Regions from separate parts of the Homo sapiens genome. Here region 1 is linked to region 2. A link is a loop called in an ENCODE intact Hi-C map of the cell type or tissue named here. Cell type or tissue: ascending aorta. All regions are shown on one strand.

What was found. A loop is a pair of places that touch in the nucleus more often than their neighbours do. Peaks named below come from ENCODE experiments on the same cell type or tissue, not always from the same donor. Only the 100,000 strongest peaks of a DNase experiment are listed, where the experiment ranks them.
Region 1: it touches region 2 in a loop (3-fold over the local background); 5 of 110 quality-filtered maps call a loop at or near these places.

The regions. Positions count from the first base shown.
Region 1 is chrX:63,921,474-63,923,973 of GRCh38, reverse strand. No RefSeq gene overlaps it. Among named protein-coding and RNA genes, the nearest start is that of MIR1468, 140 kb to the right of the region's middle. In ascending aorta, no CTCF peak of the experiment used is centred here; no DNase peak of the experiment used is centred here; H3K27ac peaks cover 2,500 bases.
Region 2 is chrX:63,753,952-63,756,451 of GRCh38, reverse strand. All of the region lies in intron 1 of ARHGEF9 (Cdc42 guanine nucleotide exchange factor 9), which reads left to right. It overlaps LOC128031833, which reads left to right and starts at 1,788. Exons shown (of 1, transcript NM_001414729.1): 1 at 1,788-1,967. The coding sequence starts at 1,788. The coding sequence ends at 1,967. RefSeq lists a silencer at 1,130-1,289 and an enhancer at 1,149-1,443. In ascending aorta, no CTCF peak of the experiment used is centred here; a DNase peak (open chromatin) is centred at 1,201; H3K4me3 peaks cover 2,008 bases; H3K27ac peaks cover 2,244 bases.

The sequences.
Region 1 (2,500 bases), 170 kb before region 2:
AAGTTGAAAATGTTATGTTGGAGACTTGTAGCCAGGAAAAATTAGAATTCCATCTAAACTGTAGAAAACAATAAAAATTGAAAAAAAAAACATTAAACAAGGACAGAATCAAACAACAGGTTTACTACAGTTTTGGAAACATAATTTTTCTCTCTCCAGTTTTCCATGTTTACTAAAGATAAATCATGATAGGAGTGATTTGCTTTATTATACTTGGCCAGATTATTTGTATAAAGTACACCAAGAATAATTATTTTTCATATAAGCTTTAAAGACTTGCTTTGATGGAACTTTGTTCCATAGAAGGAATCTCAGATAAGACTTTTTAAAAGCCGAGCCCAGCCATGAATTTGTACCATCTATGGCTGATACCAATTCACCACTCATATACCAGTGAGTTGGGTGAATTCTTGTCCTCAAGATAACTTGGGGCTCCTGGGTCTGTCAGATAGTGACATTCTTTACTTACCACAGATCAGGAACACTGTACAGGGAATGTGTAGACAGTGTATAAGGCCAGATTTCGAAAGCGGCCTTTTTTTTTTTTATTTTTGAGATAGTTTCATGCTTGTTGCCCAGGATGGAGTGCAATGGTGTGGTCTCACTTCACTGCAGCCTCCACTTCCCAGGTTCAAGTGATTCTCCTGCCTCAGCCTCCCAAGTAGCTGGGATTATAGGCTTGCACCACCATGCTCAGCTAATTTTGTATTTTCGGTAGAGATGGGGTTTCACCACTTTGTACAGGCTGGTCTTGAACTGCTGACCTCAGGTAATCCACCGACCTTGGCCTCCCAAAGTCCTAGGATTACAGGCATGAGCCACCATGCCCAGGCCCAAGGGGCTTTTATTGGCTCTATAAGTCAAGTTTGATTTCTTAAAAGAAAGCACACTATTCCAGTCAAAGCTTGGTAAAATAATCTGTTTCTCCAATTGTATCCTGTTACAAATGAAAACAGATTCTTATTGCACTTATGCAAATAACTATATTACCATAAGAATACTCACAAATAGTTTACAAATTCTGGAGAAATCAGGTAGAGAGAAACAAATATCACAAAAATCTTATCACAGATATTGATGCCATACTCTACAGGTAGCTCCCATTCCTTCTATCTCAAATCAAAATAATTCAATTGTCCAGTCCCTTCCATTGCTGAGCCTCAGCTGTTTTTTTCTATCTGTTTAGAGGGTTAGATTTTCCGACTTTTAAGGGGGCTTTCAGTTCTAACAGTTTATATGTCTATGAAACAAGGCAAATAAGTTAGGATTAGGAGGAGTGATTGAAAAGCAACCTTGAGACCTTTACTTCAGATTCATAGATTTAGTAGTCCCTTATACCTTCTGAAACTCTATTTACAGTATAACCAAGTGACTTTTGCTGTTCAAAAGAATGAACTGACTTTGAAAGCTGGTCTCTGCCCTTAGTAGGGTTAGCATCTGTGTAGAGACCCTTCTCTGGGTCACCAAAACTTTTAACTCCTCCCCACATCCAATTCTTTTAGGAATGAATGACGTAGGTGGAAGAAATTTGTACTGTGTCCACGGTGACTTAGGAGTGCTGGAATTTGAAGAATGTAGGGGCCCAGGAGCTATTTTCATTTTGTCTAGAAAGGCAGCATGGTAGATCTGTAGTCATACAGACATTCCATTTACTAGCTGCATGATTTAGATATTACACTTTTTTCCTTAAATCAGTTGCCTGCTTTACATTTGTTCCACTGCCTGATGTCTTTTACACTGTTAGTAGTTGGGCCTTTGCTTGTGTTTATTGTTGACACATGTTAACATTGCTTGGATTTGGGGGCTAGACCAGTTAATATTTCAAATTGGAAGCTCTACTTTTTAGGCCAAGTGTTGGCCTGTTTCCTACCTCCACTGAGTAACTGATCCTGGTTGGTTTTCTTTCCAGGCCTTCTCTCCCACAGCTGAACCATCACCAGGGACTCTGCCACTTAAAATCCTTCTGGAAAAATGCCACTCTCTGCCCATCTCACAGAGTATTCCCACAGAGCTGGACCAAGTGGGCTGGAGTAGACCTATGATGCTTTGCATTGGGATGCCTTTTATGCCCTGGTTTCTATGGCAGGATATGCTAGGCAGGCCTCATGCATAGTCAGACTGTGTTGACATTTATCCTCTTCCCCACCCTGTAGTCCCCCAGTACTGCTCCTCATTAAAACCTGAAAATCAACTATTAGCAATGCCTTGGTATAGACTTTGACTTCCCCAAGCTCTTCTTTTAAAATGCAAATATCCTTATTGGGGTACTCATTAACTCAAAGCACTCAAATATCCTATTCTTCTCAAAGTCTTGTGTTCCCCTCCCCCCCCGACACTCCCAGGCTCTCTGTACCTAATGCTTTCCAGAACTCGTACACAGCAGTTCCTCCTCTTCACCCCATTTACAGTGATCTTATATACAGCCTGCAGGCCTCAAAGGGACTAGTCCCATAGAGCAAACTCCACATGGGATCATTCTAACACCTTACATAGACATGCT
Region 2 (2,500 bases):
GTTTACCCATTCATCAGTTGTTGGACATTTGAATTGTTTCCATCTTCTGGCTATTGTGAATAATGCTGTTATAAGCATTCATGTATAAGTTTTTGTGTTGGCATGTTTTCATTTTTCTTAGGTATATACCTATCTGTTCAGTCATATAATCCTATAATATAAGAGCAAAAAGGCTCTGAGAGATCTCCTGTATAAGGGAATCCTTGGTTTGAAGGCCCAGGGAACCACTGAAATTGTTTTTTTCTGAGGTGAGTGTTCTGAGGTTTAACTGAATTCTCAGATAAGTCTAAGTCCTCATTGACAGGAGGGAGACAGAAGACAGACCCCTGAGAGGAAAAGGGAATTGCCCAAAAGTCATACAGCAAGTTTGAGGTAGGGCTGAGAGTAAATTTGAAACCTTCTGGTCTCCACTCCATGGCTTTTCCCTCCTTAGCTCTAGATACCAGGTCACAGAGCAGGGCAATGATTAGAAGCAGATTGCAAGTTCTGTAGAGGATTTTCCATGGCGAATGTTTAACCCTATGCTGGCTTCCCTTCATAGTACCCAGAATGCTGGAAAATTGCAAGCTAACTGTCCTAGTCTGAAGAATCTATAATCAAGAAAGGAAATCTGACCAGGTAAGGGCAGTGGTATCAGGGAAAGCCAAATAGAATTGGATTTTGGAAATTCTGTCGTGTGTCCCTGTGATTCTGTCCACAACACTGGTTTGTTGGCTTTTTATAGCTAATTGTGGGTTGCCTGTAAATTCTTAGGCAGTGGCCAAAAGCACCTTTGCTTCCTCCTTGGCCCAGGCTCCAAACAAAGTGGCTGCTAGGCACATGCATTCTCCACAGCTACCTATCCGTTTTTCCCCCATTCCTTCTTTCTCCTCACCATCCTTTTTTCTGCCTTTCCCCACAATTCTCTTTCTTCATTATCTTCCCTCTCTTCTCCTTCCTCCTCGTCTTTTCTTCTTTTTCTCCCTCTTCACGTGATCTCCTCCCCTTGCATCCTATTGGGTCCCTTCCCTCCCTCTTTCCCAGTCCTTTTCCTCCCCATCTCCTTATATACCCCCTCTATCCGCCCCCAAGAAGCTCCCCACCCCCAAACCAGAACTGGTGGCTGGTGACTCTCGCCGGTCTGGGGAGAGCGAGCTTGCTTGGGAGCCTTGAGGCTCTGATTGGCGGTCGCGGCTAGCACGCCAGCGCAAGTCCCGCCCCTGGGCAGCGAACGTGCTACTGCGGCATCTGTTATTGGTCGGCGGGTATGTCAGTGGCTCTGGCCGCGCCTCACGCAAGCGCCCGCAGTCGCTCGGTGAATAAAAAGGCAGCCTATGGGCTGAGCGGGGGATGGGGAGAGAAGAGGGATAGGGCCAGCAAGGCAGGGATCGAACGAGTGTCTGGCAGCCGGGAGCCCAGCGAAGAGAGCGAGCAAGCTTAGGAAAACGAGCGAAGTAAAGGGAGTAGGGGAGACTGAGACTGACCGGTAGCCAGGCAGGCGGACGGACGCACGCCCGGACAGACTGAGCAGGCGCCGGAGAACCACTCACAGGTTCCCCCCGCCTTTCCCTTTGAAAGCTAGGATTTTGCCTTTCCCGTGGCGCCCGAGAGAGAATGCTGGACTCTGCCGACTTCAGCGCAAGCTAAGATTTCTCAGCTAGGGACAAACGATCAGCCCAATCCTGAGAAGGGGGGAACCAAGCACCCCGTCCCCATCCCCCTCCCCTCCCCCGACTAAACTCGGGCGCCAAACCCAGCCCTTCTCTAACCACCCTACTTCCTCCTCTCCTTTCTAGCATGGTGGCTGTATGGACAGTCTGACAGAACAGAGACTGACATCTCCCAATCTGCCGGCCCCCCACCTGGAACACTACAGTGTTCTGCATTGCACCATGACCCTGGATGTGCAAACTGTAGTCGTTTTTGCCGTGATTGTAGTCCTCCTGCTTGTCAATGTCATACTCATGTTTTTCCTGGGAACGCGCTGAATGGAGTCCAGCCACCTGAGCTGTCGCGAACTCTCGCTTTGATTTCATCCCGAGAGCCACCGAGAAAAAAAAAAAATCACAGACAGAGACAGGGAAAGAGAGAGAAAGAACAAGCTTTCTTACTCAGGGGGGAAAACGTTTTGAGCTTCAACATGGCCTCGCTGTGATATGTATGACGTTGGTATATTATCTCTCCCTAAATCTTTTGTCGTGTCTTGTCTTTTAAGAATGCCTGCGCGTATAGTTGCCTATTGCTTGAGTGAAATTGTTGATGAAGAAATGCTTTCTATTTAAGTGTGCATGCGTGTGTGCATTTTTAATCTATGTGGCGTTCATGGAGCAAGCTCTGCGTCCTTAAACAGTGGCTTTGCTGTCTGTGGTGTCTTAACTCATTTCCTTGAAGACTACCTTTAAACTCCATCAGGGAATTTTAGTCAAAATTTCTCTCTTGCCATCAGGAGTGCATTTGGGTTTGTTTGAGGGGAAAAGGGTTTGTGGAAGAGCATGATGAATATTTGACATCATAGGAAAGA